Regions from separate parts of the Homo sapiens genome. Here region 1 is linked to region 2. A link is a loop called in an ENCODE intact Hi-C map of the cell type or tissue named here. Cell type or tissue: heart right ventricle. All regions are shown on one strand. Links, peaks and the distances in the headings refer to the core of each region. The heading gives the core; the rest is flanking DNA. Region 1 has its middle 120 kb from the start of TRIL. Region 2 overlaps CREB5 (cAMP responsive element binding protein 5).

Evidence for each region. Hi-C counts contacts between places; a loop is a spot of excess contacts. Peaks named below come from ENCODE experiments on the same cell type or tissue, not always from the same donor. Only the 100,000 strongest peaks of a DNase experiment are listed, where the experiment ranks them.
Region 1: it touches region 2 in a loop (2.3-fold over the local background); 3 of 110 quality-filtered maps call a loop at or near these places.

The regions. Positions count from the first base shown.
Region 1 is chr7:28,833,962-28,846,586 of GRCh38, forward strand. No RefSeq gene overlaps it. Among named protein-coding and RNA genes, the nearest start is that of TRIL, 120 kb to the right of the region's middle. RefSeq lists an enhancer at 4,254-4,945. In heart right ventricle, for the core only: a CTCF peak has its summit at 6,696; no DNase peak of the experiment used is centred there.
Region 2 is chr7:28,622,484-28,635,108 of GRCh38, forward strand. All of the region lies in intron 5 of CREB5 (cAMP responsive element binding protein 5), which reads left to right. Among named protein-coding and RNA genes, the nearest start is that of CREB5, 220 kb to the left of the region's middle. In heart right ventricle, for the core only: a CTCF peak has its summit at 4,362 (motif pointing left); a DNase peak (open chromatin) is centred at 6,897; H3K27ac peaks cover 3,234 bases.

The sequences.
Region 1 (12,625 bases), core at 2,260-10,259, 210 kb after region 2:
TGCCACAATGGGTTATAAGCGTCCACTCCACTGAATTCAGGGCACTGATTAATTGTGTATGCTTTTCTCTTCAGCTCTCATTTAAAGGTATGTGAAGACTAGACCTCCTGTATAAAGCAATTAAATAGAGCTTCTCCTTGCATAGCCCCTTCCACCAGGGATATGTCTTGGAGAATGGCCCAATTACAATTACCTTCAAAACAATGTTACAAAATAAATCCATTTTCAACCAAATTCTTTGCCAACCATAAGCCAAATGTTCTGGCTAAACTGGGAGAGCTACGCTCTTTCCTGTTTCTTTGCCATTTTCCAGCCTCTGAGAACAGAGATTGTAAGAGCAAAACATCTCATGCAAAACCATGCTACCTGCATCATGGGGACAGCTGAGTCAGCTTTGATCACCTTAAATTCTGTATTATTTATGGTCCTCACTTTTTGACCTTTGGTGTAAATTGCCAAGCATTTATTTAGCACTGACTGTGTGCTAGAACTATCAAGGGTACAAAGGTGATTTAGACCTACTGCTGGCCTAGGATGCAGGGAAATGATGTACTGAAACTGGACAGACAAAAGGCCATGAATATTGGGGTCTTATTCTGGGAAGGTGATTTGTCTAGTAGGGTAGGGTGTGAGAAAGAGTGAAGAAGGAAACAAGCAAGATGGTAAAGGTCCAAAGAACTTAAAACTCTGTATTGTAGACAACAGACAACAGGAAGCCAACAGAGATTTTAAGGCTGGGAATAGTTTAACTTTTTTTTCCAAACTGATCTGATATAGCTGATTTTGGGGATGTGTTTGATTTTTTGTTTTTTTTTAACCAAACTGATCTGGGAGTAGTGTGAAAAAGCAACATGTCATGTCACATTATAATGTTTTCCAGTTTGCAAAGTGCTTTCACACATCCACTTTCAGGTGTTCTTTAGTTTTCAGCTAATTAATTTGGGCAGGTACCAAGAAAGATACAGCTAGATGAACTGTCACTCTAGTCAGGCACATGCTTTCAGAGCAACAGGTAAGAGTGTGAACTCTGGCTTCAAACTACCTGCATTTGGAGCTTGGCTTTGCCGCTTTCTAGCTGTCTGATCCTGGGCAAGGTATTTAAACTCTGTCTCATTTACTAATATGCAAAATGGGGATATTAATAGCATCTACTGCATAGAATTGCTCAAGGATTAATAAAAAAATATATATATATAAAGCCCTTAAAATGATGCTTAGTCTATAGCAAGTTCTTAAAATGTTATTACTTGTGATATTATTTTTAATCTCAGAGTTCATATAGATATTTTAGAAATAGATTACATACATACATATTCATGTACATATACACATGCATATACACATACACACTAGCCACATGATTTCCCCCACTAGAATTTAGATCCGTAGGAAGAGAGTAGGTTGCCATACTCCAGTGCCAGCTACAGTGAAATGGTATAGAGTAGCCCTCAATAAATATTTGTTGAATTAATGAACTGTGGATGAGACCATGCTATGCAAACCTTTTTGTCTTCCTTCTGGGCAATCGCAGATGGATTATGGTTCCTAAGCCCACCATATCCAGGTGGCATCACATGACATGTTATAGCCAATGGAGTCTGCTCTGGCCCCTAACACCTCTGCGAGATGCCCCAGACTCACATCACTCCCCTGATAAGGATTTTGCAGAGGATTCAGAGGACCCACAGAAGGACAAAGGAGCACCAGATGAAAGGTGCCTGGATCCCTGAGTCACTGAATGTAGGAGGGATGCCCAAGAGAGCTGACCAACATGTTGGAGTTTGTAGAAGCAAGAAGTTAACTTCCATTTTGTTAATCCATTAAGGTTTTTGTTTCTTTTGTTTTTAATAGCAGTTAACCTAGTTTGAGTAATGCAGAAGATAGGGAAAAACATTTACTTTCATGCTTTTTTCTAGTATAAATAAGCAATAATAGCAAAGTCAGATTTAAAACTGGAAGGAAGCTTCAGAGAGCAGCTAGTTCAAATTTCTCCTTCTACCATGAGGAATCAGAGGCCCAATGTGGTTAAATGACTCAGTCAAGGTCACACAATTGAAACTGGACACCAGGCCTCCTGATTTCTAGGCCAATGTTTTGTTTTGTTTTGTTTTGTTTTGTCTATTGGCCCCAGGAATTAAAAGTATTATTGCTTTCCAAATTGAGTTCATAAAAACAAAATAAGAATATTGTCTTTTAAAATAAAACAGAAAAGGGAAAGAAAATGACATTTAACTAAACCTCAAGTAAATTAAAACTGGCTGCAGATTGATTTAATTCATTGAAATAAAAATCTCCCAATATTGTCCAAATCACATGGCCTAATTTGTCTATTTGGGTAAGCAGCCTGCCTCTCAAATCCTGGGAACTTTGAAATGGGAGGCCCAGTTACTACAACAATAGTCTAAATCCAAGCTCTGTGCACTAAGCATTAATGATGGAATGATGGTACTTAACTCCATTGCACCTGGCCAGTTCTTGATTAAATCAAATAGCATTAACTAATAAAAGATTAAAATATTTAGATTCAAATTAGAGAGTTTCCAAAAACAATCTCCCAAAGCCACTTAGTTTTATTCATTTTCTAAACAATTTTAAAGTTCTTCCAAACAGCAAAGTAGAGTGCAAATTCATTAGGAACAATAAAAATAAAAATTGGAAATGAACAATACATTAAGGAACATTCTTTAAATGCACAAATCCCACGAGTCAGTAGAAAGTATAATGGACCTGAAGTCAGCACTTCCAGGCCTACATGCTGGTTCTATCATTGGCTGTTTAACCTGCAAATTAACCTCTCAAAGCCTCAGTTACTGCATTTGTAAAATCAGGAAAACAATACATATCTCATGAGATGCCTATGAGACGTTACATGAATGCCAGTGCAGTGCTTAGAAAATGTTTGTTTTGCAACAGTGAGGAAAAGCCTGCAGATTAAGAAACTCGGACTTCCCCCATGTTAGCTACAAAACATAATCACTGAGTATGTTGACTGTAGGAAAATTTCAAAAAAGTCGACAATTTCATGGAAGTAGCCAGATCTGTCTTTGGCTAACATGGATGCTGAAAACCCAAGCTGAAGGGATTCAGAAAGGATCAGGAAGAAGACACTTATCTGTACTCCTGATTCCTGCAAGGCTATTGTCAATACACCAGCATCATTTCCTTACTTGTTGAATCACCACTCTGTAGAACACTCTGTCAGTCTTCACCTAAATAAATTTCCCTTCCATCCAAGTTTTTCTGCTGGATTATGACCAACTTGATAACCTAGTTTAGTATCCTATGAGTGCCTTAAATACAGAGGATGCTTAATGAAAATTTATTAGACTGCCCGCTCAGCAGCTCACTGGGATTGAATATGCATCTGGCATTGAAAAGAATTGAAATTATACAAATGAAGGTAGCTGACATATTCATGTAAAAAGAACCACCAGATATCATCCATTCCTTGGGCTGGGAGCTACTTATCCCTGACACAGTGGTGATTCAGAGGCAGCCATGGGGGTCACTGCCTGCTTTTTCCTAATCATCTTCAGGGCCCAGAGGCAAGGGGAAGGTTCAGAAAACTACAGTTGACTTCAAAACCCAAAACTCAGTTAATGAGATTTATCTGAAAAATGAAAACAAACTAACAATTTAGCACAGGAGAAAGAAGCCTGTCTCAGAGAGAGATCTGAAAAATAGCAAAGCAGAGCATTTGCTAAATAATCTCCAGCTACAAACTAGCAAGTGTCAGGATCACTTAGATCAAGGGGAGAGAAACATAAAACCCCTAGCTTAGTATGTGGCAGTAGTTATACAAGCCGACCAAATATTTGATGTCATGGCTGTAAGATAAGAGGATAAAGCAATGATCAGAAGAAATTAATGTGATGGTTTAGGACCCAATTCTGCACAACTGCACTGGTGCATGCCCATGAAGCTGGTCCTGGTGGTCATGGACCAGCCTCACTGGCATCACCTAGGAGCTGGTTAGCCATGCAGAGTCTCAGGCCCTGCCCCAGACGTAATGTACCAGAATCTGCATTTTAATAAGAACCCAGGTCATCCATGAGCACTTTCAAGTTTGATATCCTTTAGAGTTTCTCCATCAGGTGGCCTTGGTTTGGAAACCTTAATTATACAAAGGACGTAGTAGAAACAGGACCGAAGGGCCTAAGAAGACCACAGATATTCACTGATGCGGTACATGTTTCATCCACTCATAAACATACTGCTTCTACAGACTCGTTCTTTTAACATTGCTAATTTAATATAACCCAACCCCCCTCTGATGCCGAGCCGAAGCTGGACTGTACTGCTGCCATCTCGGCTCACTGCAACCTCCCTGCCTGATTCTCCTGCCTCAGCCTGCCGAGTGCCTGCGATTGCAGGCGCGCGCCGCCACGCCTGACTGGTTTTCGTATTTTTTGGGTGGAGATGGGGTTTCGCTGTGTTGGCCGGGCTGGTCTCCAGCTCCTAACCGCGAGTGATCCGCCAGCCTCGGCCTCCCGAGGTGCCGGGATTGCAGACGGAGTCTCCTTCACTCAGTGCTCAATGGTGCCCAGGCTGGAGTGCATTGGCGTGATCTCGGCTCGCTACAACCTCCACCTCCCAGCCGCCTGCCTTGGCCTCCCAAAGTGCCGAGATTGCAGCCTCTGCCCGGCCGCCACCCCGTCTGGGAAGTGAGGAGCGTCTCTGCCTGGCCGCCCATCGCCTGGGACGTGAGGAGCCCCTCTGCCTGGCTGCCCAGTCTGGAAAGTGAGGAGCGTCTCTGCCCGGCCGCCATCCCATCTAGGAAGTGAGGAGCGTCTCTGCCCGGCCGCCCATCGTCTGAGATGTGGGGAGCGCCTCTGCCCTGTCGCCCCGTCCGGGATGTGAGGAGCGTCTCTGCCCGGCCGCCCCGTCTGAGAAGTGAGGAGACCGTCTGCCCGGCCAGCCGCCCCGTCCGGGAGGGAGGTTGGGGGGTCAGCCCCCCGCCCGGCCAGCCGCCCCGTCCGGGAGGTGAGGGGCGCCTCTGCCCGGCCGCCCCTACTGGGAAGTGAGGAGCCCCTCTGCCCGGCCACCACCCCGTCTGGGAGGTGTACCCAACAGCTCATTGAGAACGGGCCATGATGACAATGGCAGTTTTGTGGAATAGAAAGGGGGGAAAGGTGGGGAAAAGATTGAGAAATCGGATGGTTGCCGTGTCTGTGTAGAAAGAGGTAGACATGGGAGACTTTTCATTTTGTTCTGTACTAAGAAAAATTCTTCTGCCTTGGGATCCTGTTGATCTGTGACCTTACCCCCAACCCTGTGCTCTCTGAAACATGTGCTGTGTCCACTCAGGGTTAAATGGATTAAGGGCGGTGCAAGATGTGCTTTGTTAAACAGACGCTTGAAGGCAGCATGCTCGTTAAGAGTCATCACCACTCCCTAATCTCAAGTACCCAGGGACACAAACACTGCGGAAGGCCGCAGGGTCCTCTGCCTAGGAAAACCAGAGACCTTTGTTCACTTGTTTATCTGCTGACCTTCCCTCCACTATTGTCCTGTGACCCTGCCAAATCCCCCTCTGCGAGAAACACCCAAGAATGATCAATAAAAAAAAATAATAATAAATAAATAAATAAATAAAAAGAAAAAAAAAATTTAATATAACCCATCAAGAAGACGAACAGCAAAGTAGCCAAGGAGCTTTCATAGAAAAAACTATGTAGTAGGCAGTATCTACTATTAGTTCTAATTCAGCCTTTCTCTGCTCCTTTTTGACTCCTCTCTTCAACACTTGCCTCAGACCTTCTTTTTACCCAGTAACACTGCTTGGCCCTAACTTATGCCTCTGGTCTCCATCAGGTAGAAATATTTTACATGTTGAATGCTTACTTTAAATTTTCTATAAAGTAGCAACTCATTCCATTCATAAACAAAACTCATAAATAGAAATTTCAACAGTCAATTCACCTTTCCCTTGGGAAAAGAATCCAACATTTCAGCTTGCATTTGTCTACCACTTACTCTAATTAAATACACCTAAGATTCTAAGATTGTTGTAAAAAGTCTACTTTCTGGTAGAGATTAGCTAGTTTTCTGGATAATAGAAATCAGAGGAGGCTTCTTTTCTTTCTTTTTTTTTTTTTTTTAGTTGATCAATTATCATGACAGAAAAGCTTCCATTAAATTCACCGGACTGCTGGGGGCACCTATGGGAGGGATCTCAGAAATCACTGAATTTAGTGACTCTCCAAGTGTGGTCCTGGGACCAACAGCAGCTGCATCACCTGGAACCTGTAAGAAATGCAAAATTACATGCCCTTCCTCAGACTCTTTAAACCAGAAACTCTAGGAATGAGGCAAGCAAGCTGTGTCTTCACAAGCTCCCCAGGAGACTCAAATTTGAAAACTCCTTCTTTTAACATTGTTAATTTAATATAACCATCAAGAAGACAAACAGCAAGGGAGCCAAAGAGCTTTCATAGAAAAAACTAGAACATACTGCAAATGTTTCCAGCTAGGATCATGGTTCCCATCCTAAGAGCCAGCCTACTCAAAGGCCAGCCTTAAGACATTCGATTGTTTAAAGATTTAGGTAGAAGTACTTGTTTCCCGGAGTGGCTTTAATTGGTAGGAAACAGTGAAATATTTGTTTATAAAATAATGTCTCCCAAGCAGACAGACACTGTTTTATAATCAGTTAGCCAACTAGAAAATATCTAAAGGGATCCTGGCCATTTCTCAGAGTAGCCACAAGGGGTGTTGCTTCTCTCATTTGCAGGTTTAAAAGAATGTTCTGCTCCTGGGTCATTTCATTTTATTCTTGTTAACTTACAGTTTCAGGTTACAAAACACTTAATAATCAAATAGAGTGGCTCTTCTACATCCTATAGTGCATTCAGCTCTTTTAGCTAATGGATACATTTCCACTCCCCTTCCAAGTGTTCACTTATAAGAAGCATTTGAACTCCATTTTCATATGCAAACAGCCAAATCAAACAATTAGACCGTGCCCGGTTCTCCAGAACAAGCAGGCAGCATAGACACAGGTCGGGACTATGTGACTTTTATGTTCAGGAGTCCATTACACCAGCTAAGGGAGATACACTTAAGTAAAGTGCACTATTCTTTAATAGCTGTCTTTATGATAAGGCAAAAACCAACATCTTAATACCCACCTGCAGTCTCGTTATCAAGTTAATCAAATGTTTAATATCAGAATGTATATTAAAGTCATGTTGCTTACTACAAGCCAAGAGCCTTCTTTCTCCCTCCTAGTTTGTTCTGTAGGCCACACAATGCCATGCTAGGAAAACTACCCTTTAAACCTGATAAAATATTAAAGACATGTGTCCTGATATTGTTATGTAAGCAAATACCAAGGAAAGTCCAACCATTAATGAACCTGAGCAGGTCAGTCTCTAAGGACTGGGAGAACAATGCAGCAGTGGCCATGGTGCTGCTGGGGAGAAGAGATTATGAAGGTGTGGACTACCACAACCTCAGAGCCCAAACACCACAATGTGCTTCTTGAAAAGCAATTCTTCAATGTGATTGTCTCTATTACTTTAACTACGTTCAAGAAAAGTTGCATCTAGGTGAATTTCACTTAAGAAAAATTAAAATATTTGTGCATGAAACATTGCAATCATAGGAAAAGGTAAAGAACAGGTGTTCTTGCAAGGCTAAGATGCTTTAGCTCACTTCAAATATCTTTCAGGAACCAAATGGCTATACATAGGTATGTGTACACACACATGTGTGCATGCATGCATGCACAAAAATGCATTTCTCCTTAATGGGGAGAATCCCTGAAACAATCACTCTTTCTTAGTGCTCTTTTTCTGGGAGGGAAGGAGGGATGGAAGGAAGGAAGGAAGGAAGGAAGGAGAAGGAGAAGGGGAAGGGGAAGGAGAAGGGGAAGGGGAAGGGGAAAGGGAAGGGGAAGGGAGGGAAGGGGGAAGGGAGGGAAGGGAGGGAAGGGAGGAAGGGAGGAAGGGAAGGGAGGGAAGTCAGGGAAGGGAGGAGGGGAAGGGAGGGAAGGGAGGGAAGGGAGGGAAGGAAGGGAAGGAAGCAAAGAAAGAGACTTGCTAAGTCATGCTAAATTAAGCACTGAGGATGAGGGGATCAAATAACTTCATGAGATCTTTGTCACAGGTAGCTACTATCTGGGCCCAGAGGCTGAGGCAGTAAAGGAATGTACCAAGACAGCTGTAGGTAAAGAAAGACAGATTTATTAAACTATGAAAATACATTGCAAGGTTGCAATGGGCAGCACAGCAGAGAAGGGACTGTCTGCAGAGGCAGGGGCTGGGGAGAAGTTTTATAGGATCATGCTGAAGGGGGCTTGTGGGGAACAAGGTCGTTGTGCCCTAGGAAGAAGGTTCTTGTGCCTGTGGGTTTGTGATTGGCCATCCCTCAGAACAATTGCTCATTATTCTTTCCCACTTGTGGCCCTCCCACAACTGGGGCCCTTCCACATTGCTACTTATTTATCTTATCAGGACTCCACAACCTTCTTCCCACAGATTGCCAAAGAACTTCCTCCCTAATGAACCATTTAGTCCCCTGGATTCATGGATCACTTCTAGAAGAACAACTCCCAAATCTGTAACTTGGAACCTAATTACTCTTATGACATTCTGCTCCAAGCCCCTGGAGCACCATATCTGCCCTAGTCCTTATATCTCAGTCCCCAGTTCAGTGCCTGCAGCATGCTCAATAATCATTTGCCAAAGATTTGCCATTAATCCAATTAATGAATGAATACTTGGATATGCAAACTTGTTCCTTCTTCTCATTCCCCATCTCAGGCATGACAAGACTATGCCAGTTTGGTGTTTCAGAGCCCCTATTCATATTTCCCATGCTTTCACCCCCTGTTCTAATTAGTTAGCAAACCCTCGCAAGTTTGCTTCATAATAAAACTTAAACCTGCCTCCCCTTTACTGTGTCCACTTCCTTTTTGTAGGCTGTCATTAGCTCTGAGCTGAATGACTGCAATGCCCTACCTAGCCTGCCCTGCTTCCATTCATGTCCCTGTAACTACCAAACTGCCATCCCAGTAGTTATTTAAAGCACATAACTCTTCTGTCTCTCTCTCTCTCTCTCTCTCTGTCTCCCTCCCCCTCCACCCCATCTATCTCTCTTTCTCTCTCTTTGACATTTCACACAAATACACACACTCACCACACATGCTTGTGTACACACACATACACACTCAAGCACACACCTGCCCACACACACAACACACTCCCACCCTTAGACACCTTCAGTGGCTCCTGTGTGTCTACCAAGCAAAGCCCAGATTCAGTAATTTAGAGCATCCAGATGTGATTCTGTGGAATCACCATAATCTACCTTTTTCCTCCATCTTCCTCCATCATCTACAGCCTCTTCCCCCTCCATTCTGCCCTCACCATCCCAGTGATGCCTTTTCCCATGCAAGACCTGTATCTTCTCCAGGGATGACTTTGCTCATACACTTCCCTCTTCCAGGAATCCCTCCACTGATCCTCTACCCTGATTTCTGTCTGCCAAGCTCCTGCATTCTCCAAGCCCAGGCCCTCTGCCTGTTCTTTCACAAAGCCTTTCCAAAAATTGCCAATTAGAGTGTTATCTATCTGGCTACTTTCACAGTGCTTCAGCTATGTCTTTATCATAGCATTATCAAAATATACTTCATATCAATATTTATGTGTTTGTCTCTCTCTCCCATGAAGCTATAGCATCTGTGGGATCGGTGTTGTAGCCTACTCATTTCTATAACCCCACATGGAACTTAGAACTTAGTACAGAGCTTGGCACTGAGAAAAGGCTCAGAAATGTGTTTGAATATATGCCATTAACTTCCATAATAATGTCAGAAATATACACAATCTATCTGCCTACTATATCTATCTGCCTAGTATCTGTCTATCAATGTATCACCTTTAACTATCACCTATCTGGTATGTACGTACACACAGTTGGCCCCCACATAAAATGAAAATATAAAAATCCTATGTAAGGGCTCTTATACCCACATGCAAGAATATTTTGCCTAACAATGCACAGGCTATGCCTTCACTTTTCTCATATAACTCCTTCAGGCAGTTCGTATGATAGACATGTGAACATGTAACTTGCAATCTCCCTGAAAAAGCACACGTGGATTGAAATGCACAGTGCAGCTCTTGGCCATCTCTCACTGACTTTGCCTTGGGAGAGCCATTCATCCAGGGGTTCAGAGAGTTCTCCAGCCCAAAACCACATGTCTGTGCTCCTTCAGGAGGTCACACTGGGCTCCCCGGTTTGCATTCATTCTGAATGGTACCACCATCCCTTTGATTCAGTGGGTCCCCTTACCCCAAATCAGTCATTTCCCGACCTCATGCCTGATAGCTTTGGTGCTAACAAATTTTATCAGATAAGCGTGTTAAATGGTGCTGAATTTGGGAGGGGTTTTCTAAGTCTCCTGTAGGATTAGAGCCTCTGGTGACCTCACTGCCCCCAGCTGCAGGACTTTCTGCTGAGAGCAGATCACTAACTTACCCTTTTTATCTGGGCATTCTAATCTGCTTCCCAACTAGGCAAACACAAACTTTTGTCTACATTTTCCTCGGTGTAACAAATAAACCATTCTGGACAGTAGGCAAAGCTCAAAGGTGATAAACTACAGAAACGCAATTAAAATGCCAGAAAACTACCTTGAAATGTTCTGAGCAAAAATGACATTTGGCCTAAAGGAAAAAATAGACACTGTAGAGCTAAATATGAAATTGTAAAATTGCTAAACATAAAACCAAAAATATTTATTTTCATATTTTCCCTGACTCCCAGTTCAAGGTGGAGAAAATTATCTTTCTTCCAGATAATTTCCTCCTGAGAGGCTGTAATTGGCAGCCAGAGAAGTCCTAATGCTTTGATTGGTACAAGCTGCTGAAAAGAATGTTTAATTAAATCATATTTTATGGAGATAAACAAGCTGGTTAGCTGCTATTTGCAGCTCTTCAATTCTCTTGTCAGTGGTATTATCAGATGAAGGAGATGTGGATTCATTTCACCCCTCATGCAAGTAGAAAAAAGCCTTCTCGGCCTTCTCAGGTTTTTTGTTTATTGGTGCAATGTATTTGAAGAAAATTATATATGTAAAATGCACTATAATATGTCCTAGATTTGAGAAGTATTAGAGTAATTCTAGTCTTTAACTTCCCTACAACAAGGCTGTAATGTTGATCAATAATAATATTACTATAAAAGTCATGTTTTCAGTGCCTTCTCTCTCTTTCTCCCTCTCTCTCTCTAGGTAGACAGATATAGATAAATAGACAGATAGGCATGCATGTGTGTATCTGCACATGCCAGTGGTCTGAATAACAGAAGGAGTCCTTCCAAGGCCATCCTGACCTGCAGCCATGTTGGTGTAGGAACTGTCTCCAGGGAGCCAAAGTCATAAGATGACGGCAGTGGAAAAGGGAGAGCTAAAGCTGGCTCTCCCTGACTTGATGACTTGCTTATCCCTACTTTGCATCTGAAAATCCAGGTTCTCTCTGCCACTTCTGGAGACTAAAACACTCCCACCCACACACCAGTCTTCCTTTTTCAGTTTATACTCACTTATCTGAACCAACATGATTGAAACTATTGAGCCAAGCTCCTGGAATCAGGCTAACATTTATTCATTCATTAAGTCAGTTAATGTAAGTGAACTGAGCTTTAAGAAAACTCACTTAAAAGTTATAGAGACAAATAAGACAAAGACACAATTATTGCCTTGACTCACAATCCAGCAGTAAGAGTGCACAGGGAATGTTAGACAAGTGGTGTCTGAGAGGTGAGCCCAGGATTGGAGGCCGAGAGCAAGGGTGACAGATGGTCTGGTGGGCTTCAGGGAAGAGTGGGTGCTTGAGCGGAGGGGACGCTCATGGAGGTTCCCAATGGGCACAGAGGAAGTGGAATTTATGACAGAAATGCAACCTTTGCTATCAGAGTGTTAAATGAACACTTTATAGATGATGTCCTAACAACAATAAAAACTTTCTTAAGCGTAGCTTTTAGGTTTTTGTATCTTCCTGTGACAGATGATAGTTTCTAAAAGTGACTACAACAATACATCTCATCCCACGTATCTTTCTGCTGTGTCCCCGTAAGAGAAGGAGTCTATAGGTCCACAGCCCTGGAATGTGGGCGGGCCATGTGGCTGTGTTCACCAACAGAATTCAGTGGAATCAACATTCATTGTTCTGGGCATGGCCTTTAGCTGGTCTGGCTTCTTCCACTTCCTGCCTCTTAGGAGCCAGCCAAGCCCCATGTAAAGGTCCTGAAGGATGAGATGCCATGTGGGAAGGGAGGAAGGGGATGTGGAGGGAGGGAGACACAGAGAGAGAGAGAGAGAGAGAGAGAGATGCCAAGGAGCACAGAGGTACCAGACGTGTAAGTGGAGAAGCCATCTTGGAAGGGAGCCTCTGGTCCCCAAAGCCTGAGCTGACGTCACATGGATCAAAGATGAACTGCCCAGCCAAGCCCTTCCTGAATTCCTGACCCACAAAATAGTGAGCAAAATAAAATGGCTGGCTTAAGCTACTACATTTTGGGATATTTTGTGCAGTGAAACGTTCACCAAAACACCAAGATCCTAAGATGGATATATAATGCTAAGGGAAATAGATTCTTAACATGACTTAGGATGTTA
Region 2 (12,625 bases), core at 2,529-10,528:
ATTACACCATTCTATAACTGCCAGGGCTGAGAAGAACAGAATATTAGCTGACATTTCTTAAAATTGTGTTCTGTGTACTGAGTACTTTATATGCTTTATCTTGTTTAATCCTTACATCAACCTCTTGAGGTACAGATTATATTTATTACTGTTTTAGAGATGAAGAAACTGAGGCTCAGAGATGTTCAATGACTTATTTATGGGCACACAAGCCATTCTAAATCACCATGGAATGCAAGTTAAAATATTCCCACCAGCTGGGTGTGGTGGCTCATGCCTGTAATCCTAGAACTTTGGGAGGCCGAGGCAAAAGGATCACTTCAGCCCATGGTTTCAAGACCAGCCTGGGTAACATAGTGAGACCCCCATCTCTATTTTTGAAAATAATAATAATTTTAAAAATACTCCCACCTTCTTCTGGTTTTTTTCTTTTTGAGACAGAGTCTTGGAGTGCACTGGTGCAATCTCAGCTCACTGCAACCCCCGTCTCCCGGGTTCAAGGGATTCACCTGCCTCAGCCTCCAGAGTAGCTGGGATTACAGGCACCCACCACCATGCCCGGCTAATTTTTGTAGTTTTAGTAGAGACAGGGTTTCACCATGTTGACCAGGCTGGTCTTGAACTCCTGACCTCAGGTGATCCAGCTGCCTCAGCCTCCCAAAGTGCTGGAATTACAGGCATGAGCCACTGCACCTGTCCCCATCTACTTCTTTATAGGAGGATGCATGGAATGGCAACTTATCACTGCGTCCAGCCCATAGGAATACAGGCATACCTAGAATACGTTCTGAGCATGCACACATAGATGTACCATGTACAGTCAAGCTAATCTTCCTGTTACCAAAAGTTTTGTCCTTGTGATTGCCTCTAGGCATATTCTAATATTTTTAGCCAGAGTCATCATAAAAAAGAGTCTTTATATGTCAAAATAGCTTTATAGATCAAACTGCATGATCTGAAATGCCGCTTCTCTGTTTGCGAGGGTTAAATGGTTGTCTCAGGCCAGAGTTTAGTTCATATTCTATAAATGGCTCTTACTCCTTGATCTGACTCACTGTATGTATTACAGCAAAGTCACTTACAGATCAAGATTTATTTTTAGAATCTTAAAGAAACAGATTCTACAGGGAGTGTTTGTGTCTGACCACAGACTAATTTGAGTGAAAACATATCTCAGTGAGGAACTTTCTTTCCATTTGATTCCCCTGCCCGTGGCTTAATGATAAGTCTCTTCATGTCATGTTAAATGGTTTTGAATTATTTAACAGCAGAATGACAGAATTTTATGCCAACATCATACATAGCAGAGGAGTTTTGTGGTATGCAAGTAAGAGAATCTTTTTGATTTTGAATAAAATAATGCATCAGAAAACTATGCAGAATATTAACGTTCATAAAGATGGGGGGAGATTGTATAGTCTACTTTGCCACTTTGTAACAGAGATTTTCTCTAAGATCAAAACCCAGGGATATGATAAGAACAATGATGATGGTGATGATGATGGTGGTGATGACAACTTCCTCCATTATCACCTTTAGCAGAGATTCTGGATTCATCCCTTAAATAAATATGACATGCTGCCCTCTACAGGTATTCAACCTAAACCAGATAGTCTGAAGCCGTTACAAATAGATAAAGCACTCTGAAATACACAGACCAATAAGTAAGTGCAAATGAAATATTGAGGCCAATTAAATAAGGAAATCCTTTAGACTCTGCACGTCTAATTTGCGTGAATTCTAAAGCCAAAGAAGAATCAAGCGTTTACTATTTCATTTTAATGTTCTCTTCCAAGTTTTTGAGTGCGTATACTTGAGCCTATCTATGTCAGAAGCAGGGAAGAACAGTTGGGAATTTGTGAACTCATTTTCTGTTTACTCTTGAAAAAGTTAATTGCCCTTTGGTTTGGCTAAGACCTATTTGATAACAGATGCTTAATGAATGATTAATAAGTAATAATGCGTGTGGAAATCCCAAGTTTGTTTGCAATTTAAAAAAGTTGAATTTCATACCATAGGTAGCCAACATTTTTAAAGATTAACAGGCTGTGTACAAAAAGAGGGTCTATCTGGCTCCTTCTTTAAGCCTCCACTTCTGCCTCACCCCAGTAAATCCTCTTGTTACTTTGGTGTCTAAGTTGAACATTTTTCTCAAATTGTACTTCGTTTTTCCTTGTTCCGCCAACAGACGTGAAAAAAAAAAAAAAAAACAATCTTGAAGAACTGATTTCTTATGCCTGCCTCCTACCCTGAGTTTACTCGCTGAACTTCTGTTAATTGTAACTCTTCCCTATAAAAGGAAAGGCTGGCCCAGATGGTCTGACAGCTCCTAGTGCTCACTTTGTGATATGGGTCAGTGAGTGCTTGGAGCATCAGCTTCAGAGCCAGGCAATCCTAGGTTCATGCCCAGTTTCCTACACTGACGTGCCTGGATGACTCTGGGCCAGTTATATAATATCTCTGAGCCTCAGTTTCCCATCAGCAAAATTGGTACAGTAGTATCCACCATGTTGGATTTTTTTTTTTTTTTTTTGGTGAGGATTTAAAAATACAGAGTAAGATAAAAGATTTCATAAGCAGCATTTCATGTAATTCCCATGGCTACATTATAAGGCAGAAACTATTATTAACCCCGTTCTACAGATGAGGAAATGAGGCTTAGGGAAGTTAAGCAACTGAATTCAAGTTACAGGGCTAGTACCTGTGGAGTTGGATTCAAGCCAGGCCCAGGCCCTGCTTTTGACCTCTGTGCCACTCCATCAGACAGCTTTATCCTCTACCCACACATGCTGATAGGACGAACAAAGGATGTTTCATTCTACCCTTTAAGATGGCTCTTTCCTCCATCATTCTGATTTCTTGCCAGACTTTGGTACCTCCAACTACGGGAAGTGCAAAGGACAAGAGAGTTGTTCTCTCCTATCTGCATTCTCAGTGCACAGGAGACATGGAAGGAACTCCAAAAAAAAGGCATTCTACCCCATGTTCTCAGAGTTGACTTATATAGTCAAAAAGAAGAGGGTCCTTGTTAGTGGCTGGAGTTAAAATCCCAAAGCACAGTCCGCCAAAACCTCATCCAGATGCAAGTGTGTGGTCACTGGTCATGCATTTCTGTTTGCTGAATTCCATACAGCCAAGGCAACTGCGTTGCCTTGCTGAAGATCCACAGGGGAAAAAAGTTATGTGTGCTAGGATGAAAAAACATGCAAGCAGAGTTCTCCCTCATTGTCAGGAATGTTTGATACAGCAATGTTTATTCCATGGCCTCCATCCATGGAAAATGTGCTATCAGACTTTAAGAGGAGTAAATCAACACAGGTCTTCCTTATTGGCCACTCATTTTGTTAAAATGACATAATATCATAGAGGATCATCTATTTCAATAAGAACAATTTTCTGAAATTATAATAGTACATGCATTTTAGTGAAATAACTACTGTAAGAGTCTTTTAAAAAGGTATCTAAGTTGTCATTAGGTACCATATGCTTTTCTTCAACTAATTTCTTACACCCTCTGGGAAAAGTTTACGATAATGATATCCTAACAGATTGTTGCCTTTCTTCATTGGAGTACATTCATTTATGAGGTCATTCTATTTGGGTGTGTCATTTTATATTTAACGTATGTATTATTCACATTAAGGTAGTATAATTCATTGTTTTCTGTATCAAGTAGAGATCACTACATAAGTCATTTATTTCTACCTTAAAAGATTGCTTCTTGTCAAATGCTCCACTGGCTTTACCATTCCTGTGATTTGAGTTGTATGATTGTTAATATAAAATATTTAGAATGATTGAAGTGTGGAAGAGTTCAAATTTGAATTGAAAATTTCCTGGTAGTCTCTTGGAAAATAGCACTAATACTCATTGACTGCTGGCTATATGCCCAGGCTTGTTCCAAGTTTTATGTGTGTTAACCCACCCATCCTCACAACAATCCCATGAGGTGTGTTATTATGACTATCCCCATTTTACAAACAGAAAAACCAAGACCTGAGAGGTTAAGTAACCTGCCCGTAGCTAAGGAGCTACTAAGTGCTGTTTCTGGGATTCAAACCCAGGAAGTCTGGCACCAGGATCTGCTCTCTTAACCCCTCCCCTCTGTTGCCACTTCAAACCCTGGGGTGATGGAACAGAATCGATTTTATTGCTTCTAAAGAGCATTTACTTACTCTTTTAAACGAGTGCAAATAGATCGTCCTCTTTAGCCAGGGAGAGAAGGAAGAGCTATTCAAGAAGGGATCTAAACAAGAAGCAAGAACTTGTTCTTTCTCATGCTCCATGGAAAGGCATGGTGAACAAGGCAAACTATGTCTTACTCCCCCTGGTGTTCAGAAAGGGAGCCTACCGGGGGCCCTTCATCAGATTTGGGGAAAGGGGCCCCAGGACGGCTTCAATTTCTTTTCTGTTCCTAGGCTGGAGAAATAAAAAGCAGCCAGGATGTGATACAGGGGTTTTTTTTCTCATCTGTTTTTGCTCTCAATGCTTGCAATGAGTTAGAAACAAGTCGACATCCACTTGCAGCCCTTGACAGACAAAGTTATTAAAATTTCTAATTTCCTAAAATTTCTCCTGTCCTCCACCCCATCCATTCTGCTACGCCCCTGGCCTTCTGCCAGGGTGTCTGGTTTTCCATAATTAAGATGGTGGTTCATATAATCTTTTTTTTCCCTGTCTTCTACCGTGGCTGCTGGGCATCTGTTCCAAAATGTCTATCACAGTTGCCTTGGTATTGTCAGCTTGGAGTTTCTGATAGCCCAGCATTTGATAGAGAAAAATTTAAGATCACCTCGAATTTTCAAGGCAACTTGGGACCTTGATTCCTTTCATTAGATACAATAATACTTGAACCGTTCGTTTGAAAGAGTGGCTCAGCCCTGGCTACCTGTTGCTCTCACTTGGGAGCTTTAAAACAAATACCAGTACTTGGGCCCATCCCCAGAAGGTTTGAATCATTTCTTCTGGGGTGGAGCCCAGGCATCAGTATTTTTTTTACATGAGGTCACGGTTGCAAAACACTGGGCTGAATTAATCTTCTGGCTTAAATTTGAATACCAAGACCCTGAAAGGCCTTGGCTCAGAAATAAGTAAAATTCATTTAAATGACCAGTTGTAGCTCCCATGACCTGCCTCTTGAAATGCAAAAAAGGGTTTTCGCCATGCAGTTATAGTCATTCACAGATTGGTGGGATAGCATGAAGTTCTTCACTTCACACTTTCTAAGGGCCCCCTCTACCCCGCACCCCTGGACCTCCTCTGGCCATATCCTCTTCTTTTCAGCTTATCTTCAGCCTTAGACAAACCTCAGGGCATTCATTAGAAATTATTTTCATGACAGTGGCTGTTGTACTGAGTGTTCAGTAAATAAAAATCTGTATGTGACTTAGTCCAATAAGCAGAGGCTATTGTTATGGTGTGAGGCTGCTTCTATTTCTTATCTGTGAAATAGAAGCAATGATGCCTGCCTTGCCAAATTGTTCACAGTTTATATAATTTATATGAAATATCCTGATCTACCCACTATCACGCAGCAGTAATGCCTCTCTTTTCCAGTTATTTGGAAACTTCCCAGTTCAGTGAAGGGATTTCTCTTATTCTCTTATTCTAACAGGCAGCCAGTTCCTCTTCTTACTACGGTATTGCCCAACAGGATCAGCTCAGCTTTTCAGGGATGTCAGAGAGGAATGGCTCTCATATCTCTCGTCAGTCTTTAGGGTCTCGAGACCCTAAAGACTGACAGCAATCCAGGACTTTTGTGGTCTACATTTGTAGCACAAATGATAAGACTGAGCAGGTTTCCTGAACTTACCTCTGTTTGTTTACTGAAACCTCTTACCACTGGGGCAGCTACAGCAACTGACCACGCCTGCTTATTGTCTGTCTCCTGTCTGGTCACCTCTTCTAGTTCTGATTTGCCCCAGAAGGCTTAGCATCTGTCAGTCTACTTTGCCCTCAAAACCTTCCAGAAGATGTTTCAGCACCCAAGGAAAATAAACAGGCTTCTCTGGAGCCCAGGGGACAAGACATAGGAAATCTGCATTTCAGTGGGTAAGAGAAGGAAGAGACCATGGTAGCCAGTGGCAGAAGAAAGTGTAAATTTCAAGAACATTCTACTGTGTGAGGGTGGGTGGCTGTCATGGAGATGAGGGGACATGCTGGCCAAGGGGTGGGCTCTTAGGGTCCAACAGCAGCATCCAAGGTGCTAGAGACAATATGCTGCATGTTATTGATTTTCATGTAACATTTATCTGGCTTTTCTAGGAAAATCCTTATAGACATTTCCTCTGCTGTGACCAAGTCCCTCTCATTGGCCAGACACTGTGCTAATAGTTGAGAAGAAGAAAGAACAGTCTTGGTTCATGAACTACAGTCTAGCTGGGGGGAGAAAAGATTATTAGATAGGCATTGAACATTGATAGATTTAACTACATTAAAAACAAACAAAAACCCTTAAGCCAAACTTCCAATGCCCCTTCTCCCCCACGTCCCCTCTTCCCGCTTAATTTAGGATAGTGATTAAGATCCCAGACTTCTAAACCAAGTTGTCTGTTTAAACGGTGAGTTTACCTCTTGCCACCTGTGTCATCTTGGACCAAATGGTGCCTCGGTTTACTTGCTTAAACATTGATAAAAACACTCACAGGTTGTTGTAGAAATTAAATAAAACAATACGTGCGAAATCCTCAGAGATGAGTTTAGCCCATAGCAAGCACTCAACAAAGGTTAGATTGCTAACATTAATCCACTGGCATATGTTTAAAAAGAGAAGCTGAGGATGGACACAGCAGCAGGTTCTGCAGGGAAGTCCAAGGGGCTAATTTATTACCCAGTCCTCCTTCCACCTCCTCCCTTTCCTTGGAGAGTTGTCCTGGAATCAGACGCCCAGCGTGCGGGTCAGCCAAGCTGTTCAGCTGCTGTTGGTCCCTGAATTCTTCTTTCTGGCCTCTCTAAACAGAGCAGAGAGGATCTGGGGCAGCCAACAGACAACTCTGTATTCACTGTTGAGCAGGCAGGCTGGCAAGCAGGGAGTTTCTTTGCTTTAAAAGATAGCAGGGACAGTCAGGGGTTGAACAGTTGTGTTGCTTTCAGGAAACACGTTGGCCTTCTAGGGTTAGGAAGGGCCCCTTTAAACACAGAGCCACAACATTCTCCTGGGATGACCTTTGCTTCATGGCAGTCATGAGTCTTGTTCTCAAAGCTCTGACCATCCATGATTCATATGTTCCCAATGGCTGTCTCAGCTTTTTATAAGGGATGGCATCTATTAAATTGTAAAAGTTAATTTTTGTTTGTCAGAGACATCATAAACATGTGAAGGCTCTTTCCTGTATTGAGTGTCCACCCTCAAAGAAGCTTCAGTATTGATTATGCTTCTGTAAGTAGAACTGTTGGCCAGTGATTGACAAAGGAGTATAGATTTGAAAGGATAGGCTTCTATGGCACATTCAGAAAACATGGACTCTCAATGTTGGAAGGAACCTTGGAGACCTCCCAATCCAACCTTCCAATCCAATGTACAACTTCCAAACAGCCCTGAGAGGTGGCTACCCACCTTCTGCCCCAGCCATTCTGTGAAACTGTGGACTCACTGCTCATGTGATGGCTACTTGGACAGCCTGAACTGTTCCTGAATCGTTAGAGGGTACTACTTCTATGGAGCCAGTTACATTTTTCTGGTATTTCTACCCATAGGACTTAGTTCTGCTAATTTGACTAAGCCCATCAATCTCTTCTCCCAAATGATACCTGTCTTGTTTCTCTTGAATTTCCTCTTTTCAGACCCAAATCTCAGTTAGGCAAAGTTTTTGTCATTTGTCATGATTCTGTAGTACCACCCAATTTGTGAAAGTAACAAACTGCTCACTTCCAATGCCAGCTGATTAATTACCTACTCCTAATAGCAACTTCAGGAACAATGGGAAATGTACATCTCAGTCTAGTCTGTTTGAAAATCTTATCCTCAAATCTGTGCTTTTTGGAAACCCATGAATACTTGAGACCGAGTGCTGAAAAAAACATATGTTTTTCATTTTCACCTGACATATTGCATCTTAAGGCATCCTGCTGGGTGTGCAGCAGCTGAAAAAGTTCGAAAAAATGTGGCTGCTCAAAACTATAGCAACAGAGGGACACATGATGAAGCAAAACAAGCAATGCGTAAAGCATTTTGGTTTATAGCTGGGGAATTATAATCATTCTGATTAAGTAGATTTCCATATAAAAAGACAATAGTGTGGCTAAGAGTCTCAGAAAAATTCCAAGTATATTTTCAACCATTTTCTACTTTGATCACCACCCTACTTGCTAAGAGAGTGACTTTTTGCATGCAGAAGACATATGTTTATAGAGTCTTTCAATATTTAGTCAACATTAATTTATTGACTACCTCCCTTGTATTCCAGGCAGAGTATGTATGGTACAGAACGCTATGAGGTACGTATGACTCTTGCCCCCGTGTTAGATATGAGGAAACCAGGCAGAAACATTAATAACCTATCCAGAATTACACAGCAAGTAAGTGGTTAGGCTGGAGTCAGAATCCAGAGCTCTGACCCCAGAGCACATGGCTCAACCACTACAGGGTACCACCAGTGGGACTCAGAGACGTACGGAAACTTTTCAATACCGACCCGCTCTGAGTGTATCTTGGTCAGGGCCATTGATTCTTCTTCTCTGTGACAAAGATTTCAGGGATGTTGATTCCTAATCACTGACTGCTTTAATCTGCCTCCCACTGGGATACTGGAATAACTGGGATACTCTGTAGCACCCTTCACAGCTGTTTGTGAGTTGCCTTCTGTGTGGAGTGTAATCAAAACAGCCTTAAAAACCAAGCATCAGAAACCCTGCGTTAAAGCCTCAGCTCTGCCAAATACCAGCTGTGTGGCCTTGAGAAAGGCACTCAATCCTTTGAGATTCAGTTTCTTCATTTGTAAAAATGACCACCTCCCAGGGTTATGGCATGAATTATTTTGTTTAACCAATATTGAGCATCTTGTATGTGTCAAACACTTGGCAAAGATTTGAGTACACACTGCAGATGAAAGAGATGCCAGTGCTGCCTTTTTCGGAGGGGGCGGCAGAGGGGATGAAGTCTCCCTCTGTTCCTCTATCACCCAGGCTGGAGTGCAGTGGCAGCGTGATCTCGGCTCACTGCAACCTCCGCCTCCCAGGTTCAAGCGATTCTCCTGCCTCAGCCTCTCATAATTCTGCCTTGTTGTGGAGCTTGCAGTCAAGTAAGGAAGCTAGACAAAAAGAAATAAGCAAATATATGAATAATCACAAGTTGGGATAAGGGTTGCAAAAGAAATGAAAGATCTTGGCCTTGGGAAATTGAGTGGAGGGAAGCACCATAAGGCGGCGCCAGGGATGGTGTCTCGGAAGAGAATGTGTTTGAAAGATGAGGAGGCACCTGCCAACAGAAGAGTAGAGAGAATGACAGGCTTAGGCATGGCGTCTTCAAAGCCTCTGTGCTGGAGAAAAGGAGTCAATGAAAATTCACCATTTTATGCATATAAGGGCACTTTGTAACTAAAGTAGGCTAAACCCATGTCAGAAATTTCTCTTGCAAATAGAAAATAGCACTGGCCACTTCCAAAGCACAGCTTGGACCGTGTTCTTCCCATAAGAGTCAAGACTAACATTCCAACCCAGTGAAGTTTGTTCCATTTCCACAAGATAACAGCCTTTATCCCCCTACACCAAAATTGTAGGTGCCTGGACTGAATAAACATAAGCACCAGTGTTTCCCCTGATTTCTAGCAGCTACCAAGGAACAGAACTTCCTCCCTCTCTCACTTTTCCATTTCCTCTACCTCCTGTCCTTGCAGATTGGGCAGCAATTTCGAAAAATTTCCTGAAGTTGACTGATGACAGGACATGGATGTCTGAAGTCTGAACTGCCTGGCCAGGACTAGGAAGAGATGTCAGGAAAGGAGAAGTGAGGGTCCTTCTGTGATTCTTCTCTCCCTCTCTCCTGTTGGTGCCTTCTTTTGGGGGTGATGGTCTGCAGGGACAAGCTCCTTCTTTTCTTTTCAAATGTTTTGTTCTTTAAAAGTTTTGTTCACCATCATTAGAAATATCTATGGAATGTAAAGAAAACATGTAATGCTAAGGCAGGAAGGACCTATTGTCCTGGGATCCCGGGAGGACAGAGAACGCTGCTACTTAACTTATGCTTAGTGTTTCTTATAGGAGATGTAGTTAAGGTCTCAGCTCCAGTGTCGCCAAGGGAGGATTTTCTGTCCCTCGGCTCGAAGGTTAGCCAGCCCCTGATCTCAGTCACCCTCCATGACATCACCCTTCATTGTTTTCCTCACAGCATTTATCATTGTCTAAAATGATATTGTGTTTTTAATTTTTTGTTTATCATCTACCTCCTCCACTAAAATAGAAACACCGTAAGTTCAAGGCTGGCATCTATCCTGTTCACCCTGAGTCGCTAGTTTGTATAATAGTGTATTATATCATGGGCACTCGATGGCTGAAAGATGAATGTTTGAATAGATTGAGTGATAACAAGAGCTAAGACTTCCATAGCTCTTATCCTGTTCCAGGTACTTCTTCAAGCACTTTAAACATCAATTTATTTCACCTTTCTGATAAACACATGAGGTAGGCACTAGGATGGTTCTTATTTACAGATTAGTAAACTAAGGCACAGAGAAGCAAAACAATTTGTCTAAGGTCACACAGTAATAAATGCTAGAATGACAATTCAAACAGACTGGTTGGCTATATAATATGTGCTTTTATCCACTCTATGGGATGCGTTTTTGTTCCAAAACAAATACTGGTGATACCAAAACAAGGCTCTTTTACAACAAAATTATTTCCTACAAATGAGAAGCTTGATCAGTTTAAACCAAGGATTCAATCATTCATGTGTGTGTGTGTGTGTGTGTGTCTGTGTGTAATGAAATATAGAAAATCAAACACTGAATATTCTCTCAGCTAGAACTCTTGGGTTATCAAGAGTTACCTCTGCTTCTGCCTATATCTCATTCAGAGAAAAAGCACTCTGGAGAATACCTGAGGAAGTAAAGAAGGTGTTTCTTCTATCTACAAATTCCATTTCTAACCTGTGCAAGGTGCTCACACAGTGGTCAGGCCAAGCTGAGAATGATGAGTTGTGGACTTACCAGCCATCCTTTTGATTGGCTGGTTACTTTGTGTCTGAACACTCTGAAGCTACCAGCCATGACAGTAGTGGGGGTGGGGTTCATGGTAGAGTTGAGAAGGAGGATTATAAATGTGTGAACTCCAAGAGCATCTCCAAAGACATAAAGACAGAGGTAGTGGTCCTACATCTGTCTTTGAGTCCCCTTGGTCATACATCTTCAAACCTAAAGGATAATGATCTAGCCTGTCTCCAGTTATTGGGCAGCACAGAATTCATGCTGCCTATAAAGTGAGACCAAATCTCTAAATCACTGTTGTCTGTAGCCAGGAGTCTGCCTCTTAAAGAAGAGAGTGAAAAGAAAATCAATGTGTCTGAAACTTTAGCCTGTCTTCTTGGCTATCTGATCAGTTAAGATTCCCAGAATAAAAAGTAAAACGGAGATAATTGATAACCATTTTCAGCCTCCTCTGTTTCTCAGAAGTTGACAGTGTTTCCTAAGTGTGATCTTGGTCTTTCCCATTATACCCTTGTAAAATGGCAGGCAAATTTCCACACAAATTTCATTTGAGCTTTAATCTGCCCATCCAGCCTGTCTGTAAACAGCAACTGGCATGTCTTGACTCCAAAAGAAGTTTCTTCTTTAAAAAAATATTTTCACCCAGAGCTTCAATTATGTCACTTCCCTTTCAGACCAGTTGAACAGATTAATGCATGCTCATGGATTAAATTGAACTGATATTTTTTAATGGGAAGGGTAAATGATGTCTATGCATGTCTATCATGTGCTTTACTCTTAATGAAAAATATTTTAAAATGTATATTGTTACATCATTTTGAAATTCTTTTTTAAAAAATTATGATGAGCTGCATATCATGAAACTGTTTTCATCCTGCCATTCATTGCTCAAAAACCTTAGATGGCCACAATTTCTCATGTGCCTGACTTCTAAGAGCCTTACAAGCCCTCCCCTGTGTATCATGCCTTATTGCTTGGGTTGTCAAAATTGTAATCCCAGAAACATTTAGTCTTTACTGAAGCTCTAGATGTGAGGCATTGAAGAGAACCATTTTCTCTTTTTTCCATGGGCTGCATTCATACCTACCCATTTTTCAAGTTCTGCCTTCTTCCCTTACTTTCTAGCTCTGGTCCATCTCACTTTCTGAACTCTTAGAAGAATTTAGTCTGTATCTCTGATGGCTTCTTTTAATTGTATGTTTTCATGTATTTTTATGTTTTATACAGATTACTATTGTCTTTTCAAGGAGACAGAAACAGCTTCAGGGTAGAGCACTGTATCAGTTAGGAATGCATTTGCCTGCAAGTAACGAAAAAATCCCAACAACACACAAAAGACATTTATTATTCTCATATTACAAGAAATTTGGAGGCAGGTAGTCCAGGGCTGCTAACCCAAGGGTATTGTCGAGGAATTTACTTGGGGCTGTTTATTCCAGGGACTTTTTTATGTGTTTCTTTTGATAGAATTATGTCCCATACCA